2 separate regions of the Homo sapiens genome follow, and region 1 is linked to region 2. The links are chromatin loops, found by intact Hi-C in ENCODE. Cell type or tissue: gastrocnemius medialis. All regions are shown on one strand. Links, peaks and the distances in the headings refer to the core of each region. The heading gives the core; the rest is flanking DNA. Region 1 overlaps LOC105369213 (a long non-coding RNA gene). Region 2 overlaps PLCG2 (phospholipase C gamma 2).

Region 1 (5,369 bases), core at 181-5,180, 93 kb after region 2:
TGAGTTAAAATGTCCACTGTGTGTGAGATAATGGTCATCGTAAATGGCAGTTTGCTTTTTTTTCTTTCATGTTTTTAATTCATTTTCTTCTTTGGCTCATTTTTTGCTAACCAACCCCTAGCCCAACCCCACCCCCCAGGTGAACGACTGAAGGAATCAGTGGATTGAAAGAGAGTACTGGAGGCCCTTCATCTCTTTCTCAAACTCTAACTTGGTTGTTCAAAATAAAAATAATCTGCCAGGTGCAGTGGCTCATACCTGTAATCCCAGCACTTTGGGAGGCCAAGGCAGGCGGCTTACCTGAGATCAGGAGTTCACGACTATCCTGGCCAACATGGTAAAACACCCTCTCTACTAAAAATACAAAAATTACCCAGGCATGGTGGCACACACCTGTAGTGTCAGCTACTCACGAGTCTGAGGTAGCAGAATCGTTTGAACCCAGAAGGCAGAGGTTGCAGTGAGCCAAGATGGTGCCACTGCACTCCAGCATAGGTGATAGATCAAGACTCCATCTCAGAATTAACAATCGTCGTCATCATCAAGGCGGCAGGCGCTGTTCTGGGAGGACTCTAATGTAAAATGACACTTCTTTTCCCAAGGATAATAGGTGGGGAAGGAACCATTCTGTGTATTCTTTCTTTTCCATGGAATAAAATAGGTAGGGAAAGAAACCACTCTGAGCCGGGCGCGGTGGCTCACGCCTGTAATCCCAGCACCCTGGGAGGCTGAGGCGGGCGGATCACGAGGTTGGAAGATCAAGACCATCCTGCTTAACATGGTGAAAACCCGTCTCTACTGAAAATACAAAAACATTAGCCTGGCCTGGTGGTGGGTGCCTATAATCCCACCTACTCAGGAGGCTGAGGCAGGAGAATGGCCTGAACCCAGGAGGTGGAGCTTGCAGTGAGCCGAGATTGTACCACTGCACTCTAGCCTGGGCAACAGAGTGAGACTCCGTCAAAAAAAACAAAAAAGAAAGAAGGAAAAAAAGAAAGAAAGAGAGAGAGAGAGAGAAAGAAACCACTCTGTGGGTTCAGACATATGAGGTAGAAAGGCCCTGTCACAGGTTAGCTGTCAGAGGGCTAGAGTGGGTTAAGTCAGTGGGTGGTGGGGGCTGGATTTGAACCTCAGCCTGTCTGGTGTCAGAGCCCATGGGCATGCTGACCTGCCACCCATCCCCAGATTAATAAGAGGCATTCAGGCAGGGAGATGTGAGTTTGTAACCACTCTACATAGATGCACAAATGGGTCAGGAAGTGACCTCAAAGGGTAGAGGGATCTTTCTTTTCCTTTTCCTACAAAAGAAAGAAAAAGGGAAGTGGATAGGTAAGAAAGAATAACCTGAAAGAAAATTACATTTTAAGCTGAATCATCTTGACTCTTTGTATTCTGTGTTGCTCACCAGTCCTTGGGCATACAAATGCTTTTCCCTATTACCCTCTTCTCTTTGCTGGCAGCCATGGTGCATTGGACCATTAGCCTCTCTGGGTATCAGTTTCCTCATTATTATACCTATGGGTATCAGAAATGTACCTACATCTGAGGGGGACTGTGAGATGAGGGAGGTAAAGCCCTCATCCCCATGGGGCAAAACCAAGGCTGACTATTTTAGGAATTGTTACTGGGAAGAAGAAGACCTCCTGTGAAAGCATGAACTTGGAAACAAGGAATCTGGGCTCCAGTTCCAAGTCTGCCCCTTCCTTAGTTTTATGGCTGTGGGCTGCTCAGCCACCCTCTTTGGACTTAATTTCCCCATCATAAGACCCACCTATAGCATATGCAGAATTAGCAAATCTACAGAGACAGAACGTAGATCAGTGGTTGCCAAGGACCAGGAAAGCAGAGAGCGGGCCTATCGGAAGGTAAAAGATAAGGGGTACAGGGCTGCTCTTTGGGATGATAAGAATGTTCTAAAATGGATTGTGACGATGGCTGCTCAGCTCTGTGAATGTGCTGAAGCCTCTGTACTGTACACTTTACATGCATGAGTTGCATGGGATGTGAATTATATCTCAAGAAAGCTGTTTTGAAAAATATCTGTGGACTGGGCACATTGGCTCATACCTGTAATCTCAGCTATTTGGGAGGCTAAGGAGGGTGGACCACTTGAGCCCAGGAGTTCAAGACTAGCCTGGACAACATGATGAGACCTCCATCTCTACAAAAAACTTTAAAAATTAGCCAGGCCTGGTGGAGTGAGCCTGAGTCACAGCTACTCGGGAAGCTGAGGCAAGAGGATCACTTAAGCCCAGGAGGCAGAGGTTGCAGGCAGTGAGCCGAGATCATGTGCCACTGCATTCCAGCCTGGGCAACAGAGTAAGACCCTGACCAAAAAAAAAAAAACACCCTTAGAGGGTTATTTCAAACCCAGACCTCCTTTCCCCTCCTCCACCACCACCTCCAAAGGCAGTGACCAGGCTGAGGTCCACCGCCCTGCCCCAGGGAACCTCGCCAACCCTACCCCTCTACCCCCACAGCCAAAATGACCAGAAAACCCCCTGGAGCCCTTGAGTCTAGTTTCCTTTCCCAACATTGTTCAGAGAAGCACACATCCGTGGCGACGAGCCGAGTCCCAGCTGCTGGCTGGCAGGCCTCTGTGAGAGGAAGTACCACCCAGAATGGGCTTTCAATGGGGTTAGGCCTCACTGCTTCTGGAGGTAGGGGAGGGCAGACCCCTCTGCTATTTAAATTGTGGCCAGCTTGGTGGAGCCCCCGGTTTAATGGTTTTGTGGGTTTTGTTTTGTTTTGTTTTTTTTACTGCCCAGGCTGGAGTGCAGTGGTTGGATCTCAGCTCACTGCAACCTCTGCCTCCTGGGCTCAAGTGATTCTTGTGCCTTAGCCTCCTGAGTAGTTGGGACTACAGGCGTGCATCACCACGCCTGGCTTTTTTTTTTTTTTTTTTTTTTTTTTGTATTTTTAGTAGAGACGGGATTTCACCGTGTTACCCAGGCTGATCTCAAACTCCTGAGCTCTGGCAGTCCACCCACCTCAGCTTCCCAAAGTGCTAGGATTACAGGCATAAGTCACTGTGCCCGACCCATGGTTTTGCTTTGAGCACCTCTAACCTGGAGTCCTGGTGGAGCTCATTTATTCATTCAACAAACATTTGCGGAGTGCCTGCAAGGGGCCAGGCACTCCCAGGCTCCAGGGATATAGCAGCAACCATCAAAGTCCTGCATGATGGGCACAGAGTGTAGTTGGAGGAACACAAAAAGGGGGCTTTGGAGTGAGACAGAGCTGGTTCCAGTCCCAGTCGCTCACTCTCTGTAGCTCTGCACAGCATTTGCAGCCGCTGTAAGCTTCACTTTCTTCTTTGGTAAATAGGGCTGCTGTGGAGGAGTGAGTCTGCGAACGCATATCCAAGTCCTGGGCATGGATCCTGGTTAGATGGGACCCCTGGAGCTGACTCAGTAGTCACTACATTGCAATGAACTCTCAACATGCGGACCCTGTTATGCTAAGAACCAGACTGCAACCAGGCATTTGCCAGGCCCCAAACCTCATGTAAAATCAAGACAGCCAGTTGAAAGCCAAGAGCAATAGTGTACAAGAGCAGCTGAAAACATGGGACACAGAGACAGGTGGGCCTCAGTGTGAATCCCAGCTCTGCCTCTTACCCCCCTGTGTCTCCAACAATGTAATAGTCTCTGAGCCTCAGTTTCCCAATCTGCACTGCTGAAGACAAAAGCCCCTCGTTCTCATGTCTGGAGTCTCCACTAGGACGTATTCAGCTTCCACAAAAAGGCTATCAATGATCTCACATTGCTGGAAGCCCAGGAGTGGTTGGGGTGCAGACAAGGTACACTGAGAAGTTCAAGTGTGTCAACAGGGACACCGATTATTTCCACATCTGCCACTCCTGGCAACCAGACCTGAAAGGGAAGAGACTGAAAAGAGTACACCTTTTCCCAACGCCCCCCCACACCCAGCATGCTTTCCCTCTGTCTCATTGGCCAGAAATGGGTCACAAAGCCTGCTCTGCCTCAGTCACTCTCCAAGAAAATGGGATTTTCCACATTTGGCAGTATATTTAGGATGGATCAGCTTCCCCCACATCATGAGAGGATGCCCAAGAGTATGTGGCCAAACAGGGCAGCTGTCGGCAGGGGCAAGGGGAGATGGTGTCAGGCAGGCAGTCTGCAGGGTCCTGCAGTGGTCATAGGCTGCACCAGGCAGCTGGCACAGAGCAAGAAGGCATCCGAAGGTCTCCCTTTTGTTCCCACCACAGACCAGCAAGCCAAGCTTCCTTTCTTAGCCTTTTCAGTCATTCTTTTTTTTGGAGATGGAGTCTCACTCTATTGCCCAGGCTGGAGCACAGTGGCATGATCTTGGCTCACTGCAACCTCCACCTCCCTGGTTATCCTGCCTCAGCCTCCCGAGTAGCTGGGATTACAGGCATGCACCACCACACCCAGCTTTTTTTTTTTTTTTTGTATTTTTAGTAGAAACAGGGTTTCACCATGTTGGCCAGGCTGGTCTTGAACTCCTGACCTCAGGTGATCCACCCACCTCGGCCTCCCAAAGTGCTGGGATTATAGGCGTGAGCCACCGTGCCTGGCCCCTTTCATTCATTGGACAAACACTGAGCCCTTATTTAATACCAGGCCCCGTGTCTTACCTTCCAAAGGCTGCCGTAACAAATTACCATGAACTTGGTGACTTAAAAAAAAATAGAGATATATCATCTCACAGTTCTGGAGGCCAGAAGTCTGAATGCAAGGTGCCAGCAGCAGCACTGGTTCCCTCCTTAGGCCCTAGGTGAGAATCTGCCCCACGCCTTTCTCCCGGGTTCTGTGGTTGGTGGTGATCATGCGCTCCTTGGCTTGGAGCTGCATCACTCTAACTCTGCCTCTGTCTTCTCATGGCCCTCTGCTCTCTGTCTCAAATACCCCTCTCCTTTCTCTGGTAAGAACACCAGTCCTCTGATTGAGTGTCCACCCTGAATCCAGGATGTTCTCATCTTGAGATCCTTAACTTAATTACCTCCATAAAGACCCTATTTCCAGCCTTGCACCAGTGGCTCACACCTGTAATCCCAGCACTTTGGGAAGCCGAAGTGGGCAGATCACTTAAGGCCAGGAGTTTAAGACCAGCCTGGCCAACATGGTGAAACCCCGTCTCTACTAAAAATACAAAAAGTAGCCAGGCGTAGAGGCACAGCCTGTAGTCCCAGCTAGTTGGGAAGCTGAGGCAGGAGAATCATTTGAGCCCAGGAGGTGGAGGTTGCAGTGAGCGGAGATCCTGCCCTGGCACTCCAGCTTGGGCAAGAGAGAGAGACTCCAACTCAAAAAAACAAACAAACAAGCAAACAAAAACAAAAACAAACCTTATTTCCAAGTAAGGTTACATTCACAGGTGCAGGGTTT
Region 2 (5,369 bases), core at 79-5,078:
GAATTAAATGGCAACTGTGTAGCAATCAATGGTAAATGCTTCTCCCATCTCTCTCCTCTTCTGACCTACCCTTTTCTCTTTTTCTATTATTGGATTAATGTGGAATATTGGGGGCAGGTCAAAGGATGCTTGATAAGCAATAAAATGGGATAATTTTTCCAGGAGCTCATTAATACAAAAATGAAATGAGCTTTTTGCACTGAGGAACCTTGTAATGGAGCTGATATTGAAAATGGGCATTGGAGTCCTCCAACTGGGGCTGTTTGGATGCAGGGTTGCTCATTTCCTAAGAAGAATGAGTATTTCCCTGTAAGCAAAAATCGGTGCCCATTGTCTCCATCCTTGCCTCACCTGCTCTACTATATCCCATCACTCATGGAGTGGCTTTACTGCCCAGACCCACCAATAACTTGATTACACAACAAAATAAATTTAATGATGTATGGAAGGATGGATGGTTGGAGAAACAGAAGAAAAAAGAGCCAACTCTGACAGCTACACTACCAGGACTTGCATACAAAATGCCACGGTCCTGGTACCCTACACAAGGAATCTTTCATAATATTTTCCAAAAGACATACATGCATTCATTTCACTAGGGAAAAAATGGGCTGCAGTATGGTCAGGGAAATAGGGAAAGCTGGACTAATGGAAAACAGGTCTGAGGGTAGATGTTCCAAGTCCAAGAGCTCAGTAAACATGGTCTTTATTGATTACATTCTCTGCTAGGATTGAGACGATGGTCCTCAGATATGTCCATGATCCCTCTGTCTGAACTAAGATGTACTCTGGAGGCAAAGGATTTTCTTGTGCACTATTCCACGGAACTCAAAGGCAAGCCACGGCTTCATGAGAGAGGCTAAGTCACTCCGCATTCATAAAATTCCCAGGCTGAGCCATGAAACTTACCACAAACTTATCTTTAAGGAACTTGGCACTGCTCACTTTAAAGTTGATCAGGGGCAAGATGGTCTTCAACTCTCGGAGACTGATGCTGCAAAAGAGGGAGACCCAGTTCTGTCACCTTGAGGGTTTTCAACAGCACAGGATTTAGCTGCTCCCATCAGTTCCCACCTCAGGCAGCCCTCTATGAGAGAGCCTGGTCAACAGTTATTTATGGACCACTAACTGGGAACAAGACATTGAGTCAAGGTAAGGGTGACACTTCAATGAGCAAGGCTCAAGCAATGTCCATGGACATGGGTCACATAGCAGACTCACAGGGTAGGGTGATGCCCCAATAAGGAGGGCTGGTCTCCACCCTTCAGGTATGTCCAGGGACATAGGTCACATAAGAGATTTATAGCGTACAGTGATGCCCCAATGAGGAGGCACCTACACTGGAGATCCCCAGTATAGGGTGATGTCCCAGTGAGAAGGGCTGGTCTCCACCCTTCAGGAATGGTCATGGAGGAAGGTCTTGCAGGAGATTCAGTGTGGGCAGAAAATGATGTCAAATGACCAGATAATCTCAATACAAAATGCCACAGAAATGCCAAAGGCCCAATATAGGTGTTGACATGATGTGATTTCTGCCCAGGACTCTGAATGTCAAAGTGAAGAAATTCAATGAAGCCTGGGTAAACATCAGGAGTAACTATGACACTCTTCATGTAGCCAAATGCTTTGTCACCTAATTAGCGACACACATGAATGGATGAACAAGACTCCTACTGACTCTACCTGCCACCCAGAGGAACCAAAACCACAGGACGGGCTTGGCAGAATCAGCCAGGAAAGACCCAGCTGAATTTGACTCTAGTCTGACACTGTGAAGAGACAAGAGGGATGCAGAGTAAGTGGGGACCCCCTGCACCCCCAAAAATAAGTAAAAAAATAAAGGTTTCTTTTAATGCCACTGGGGTTCAGAGCAAGGCAAGGTCACTAAGGGCCAGGGAGGGGAAGTGGGAAGGAACAAGGCCTACATGAGCACCTACTGTGTGCCAGGCTGCCCTGGGGTCATCCAGGCATTAAAGTTGCCTAATTGTTCACCAGATTCTACCTTCTGCAAAGTACACATGGTTGACCCCCAGGGCTCAGAACAGCCAAGGGTGGGGTGTCACATGGGTACACAACTCAGGGCTTAGAGCTGGATGGCAGGCAGCAGAGCCTGGATTTGAATCAAATTCCAGTGCTCGGTCACAGGAATCTGCATGAGTGTTTCTTCGAAGCCACATAGTGAGGTTCAGCTGAAGCGGGAAGCGAGGGCCAGGCACGGTGGTGGCTCACGCCTGTAATCCCAGCACTTTGGGAGGCTGAGGCGGGCGGATCACGAGGTCAGAGGATCGAGACCATCCTGGCTAACACGGTGAAACCCCGTCTCTACTAAAAATACAAAAAAAATTAGCCAGGCATGGTAGCAGGCGCCTGTAGTCCCAGCTACTCAGGAGGCTGAGGCAGAAGAATGGCGTGAATTCGGGAGGCGGAGCTTGCAGTGAGCCGAGATCACGCCACTGCACTCCAGCCTGGGTGACAGAGCAAGACTCCATCTCCAAAAATAAAAAAGAAAAGGGAGGGAAGCAAGGGAGAACACGTCCCAGGCAAAAGGAGCAGCAGCAGCAGTAACAATAGTAACAAAAGCTGAAACTTCAATAGTGCTTATCAGGTGACAGGTGTTGTTCTAGGTGGTGCCTTATATGCACATTCACCTGTTTGATGTTTGAACAATTTTACAAGGCAGGTACCATGATCATCTCCATCTTCCAGGTGAGGAAACTGAGGCACCGATCAGTTTGGTACCTTATCTGTGCTAGCCTCAAACTCCAACCCAGTGTGCCCATAATGACCACACCTGACTGCCTCCAAGCGAGTAGCTCACACAAGAAGGAGAAGTGAAATTAGTGGGGTGGGTGGGTCAAGAATATGAGATCCAGACCCTTCTGGCTGGAGCCAAGTGTCCAGCAGAGCTGAGACAGAGTGGTCAAGAGAGGAAGCTCGCCCCACCTTGCAGGAGAAAACCACCTAGTTTCCCTGTACCATCCTCCCAGCTTCTGCTGTGGCATGCGGAAGGAAGTAGCGCGTCACTGCCCAGCCGCTGCCCTGGAGACGGTCCAGTGTGACTCTGGCCATCCTGTGTCCCCACCTCCAGCCTTTCCTCTGGTTCTAAGGGCCTCTGTAACAGCACAGACTTCAAATGACAAGATGCTCCCCACCCACTTACTGGTACCACAGGGACAGCACCCACGGCTTTCACAGACAGACCTTGAGGGCAGAAAAAGTCCCTGTTGGGCCAGCTGGGGCTGGCTGGGCACAGCGGCCAGCAGGCTAGGGAAGTTGCCCCAGGGGCTTGCAAGAACCTTTCTGCCTCAGCCCTGGGAGTGGTCCAAGGAACAGCTGGGCCAGGGCAGGATGAAGGTGGAGGAGCAGTGGGAACAGGCGCTACCAGAGCGGCAGCGAGAGGGGTCGTGGGGAGAGGAGCCAGATCATGCTGGTGCCCCAGTGGAGCCCATCCTGGGAGCAAGGGAGAGGCCAGTGTCCTCTCATGCTGGTGCCCAGTGGAGCCCATCCTGGGAGCAAGGGAGAGGCCAGCGTCCTCTCACGCTGGTGCCCCAGTGGAGCTCATCCTGGGAGCAAGGGAGAGGCCAGCATCCTCTCATGCTAGTGCCCCAGTGGAGCTCATCTTGGGAGCAAGGGAGAGGCCACGTCCTCTCATGCTGGTGCCCCAGTGGAGCTCATCCTGGGAGCAAGGGAGAGGCCAGCGTCCTCTCATGCTGGTGCCCCAGTGGAGACCATCCTGGGAGAAAGGGAGAGGCTAGCGTCCTCTCATGCTGGTGCCCCAGTGGAGCTCATCCTGGGAGCAAGGGAGAGGCCAGCGTCCTCTCATGCTGGTGCCCCAGTGGAGCTCAACCTGGGAGCAAGGGAGAGGCCAGCGTCCTCTCATGCTGGTGCCCCAGTGGAGCCCATCCTGGGAGAAAGGGAGAGGCTAGCATCCTCTCATGCTGGTGCCCCAGTGGAGCTCATCCTGGGAGCAAGGGAGAGGCCAGCGTCCTCTCATGCTGGTGCCCCAGTGGAGCTCATCCTGGGAGCAAGGGAGAGGCCAGCGTCCTCTCATGCTGGTGCCCCAGTTGGAGCTCACCCTGGGAGCAAGGGAGAGACCAGCATCCTCTCATGCTGGTGCCCAGTGGAGCCCATCCTGGGAGCAAGGGAGAGGCCAGCGTCCTCTCATGCTGGTGCCCCAGTGGAGCCCATCCTGGGAGAAAGGGAGAGGCCAGCGTCCTCTCACGCTGGTGCCCCAGTGGAGCCCATCCTGGGAGAAAGGGAGAGGCCAGCGTCCTCTCATGCTGGTGCCCCAGTGGAGCTCATCCTGGGAGCAAGGGAGAGGCCAGCGTCCTCTCATGCTGGTGCCCCAGTTGGAGCTCACCCTGGGAGCAAGGGAGAGGCCAGCGTCCTCTCATGCTGGTGCCCAGTGGAGCCCATCCTGGGAGCAAGGGAGAGGCCAGCGTCCTCTCACGCTGCTGCCCCAGTGGAGCTCATCCTGGGAGCAAGGGAGAGGCCAGCGTCCTCTCATGCTGGTGCCCCAGTGGAGCCCATCCTGGGAGCAAGGAAGAGGCCAGGGCCCCCCAGGAGCCCAGACAGCAGCAGGGCAAAGGAACCATCCCATGTCCAGGAACAGAGAGACTGAGGGGCCTGGGGTGCCAGAGCAGCTGCTCAAGAACAAGTGGAGAAAACCCAGGAACCAGGGGCTTGAGCATCCAAGCACCTGGGACATGGGAGCCCACCTGGTCCAAAGGCCTCCCCTTACAATGTAAACACTGGAGGCTGAGAGCTTCTTTGGGCTCCTAGCTCTGGGACAGCCTCACCCGCTTTCTCCCTAGGCGAGCCCCTCCCTCACTCCCACCTCTGGATGTGTGTGTGTCGTGCTGCACAGCCCGACCAAAACCAGCACAGGCAGGCTGAGCCCCCATCGCTGCAGGGGAGGAAGCCAACGGCTCAGCTTCACCCCTCTCTGCAACCTGCCATCCCCTACAGAGAGTGCCTCGCCCAGGTCAAAGCCCCTTCCAAGGCAGCCAGCTCTGACCCAGTCCACGCAAGGGAACAAAGGCCTGGCCCTCTAGTCTCAATTCAGGACAGCTCCACAGGCCATGCTCAGAGCTCCCCATCAGGTGTGCCCAGGCCATGGTTGTGACTCCCCAGCTGCCTGTTCCAGCTGCCTTCCTTCCCCCAGGGTGATGACCCTGCACTCCCTAGTAAGCCTCCTGCACACAAACCTGCGTCTCAGATCATGTTTCCTGGGAGCTCAACCTAGGGCTGTGGGTTAGGAAACAAGGGAATCCCTTTGGAGAAGGACGGCAACTATTCCCTGAATGAGTTACCAACAGCCCCTCCCTCTCCCATGGCAGACAGCACTGAACAATCACAGTGTCCTCCCT

What was found. Hi-C counts contacts between places; a loop is a spot of excess contacts. Peaks named below come from ENCODE experiments on the same cell type or tissue, not always from the same donor. Only the 100,000 strongest peaks of a DNase experiment are listed, where the experiment ranks them.
Region 1: it touches region 2 in a loop (3-fold over the local background); 31 of 110 quality-filtered maps call a loop at or near these places.

What each region holds. Positions count from the first base shown.
Region 1 is chr16:81,771,722-81,777,090 of GRCh38, reverse strand. All of the region lies in intron 3 of LOC105369213 (a long non-coding RNA gene), which reads right to left. It also overlaps a transcript of PLCG2 not described here. Among named protein-coding and RNA genes, the nearest start is that of PLCG2, 4.9 kb to the left of the region's middle. In gastrocnemius medialis, for the core only: no CTCF peak of the experiment used is centred there; no DNase peak of the experiment used is centred there; H3K27ac peaks cover 1,083 bases.
Region 2 is chr16:81,864,839-81,870,207 of GRCh38, reverse strand. It overlaps PLCG2 (phospholipase C gamma 2), which reads right to left. Exons shown (of 33, transcript NM_002661.5): 6 at 910-994. Among named protein-coding and RNA genes, the nearest start is that of PLCG2, 88 kb to the right of the region's middle. In gastrocnemius medialis, for the core only: no CTCF peak of the experiment used is centred there; a DNase peak (open chromatin) is centred at 3,037; H3K27ac peaks cover 1,148 bases.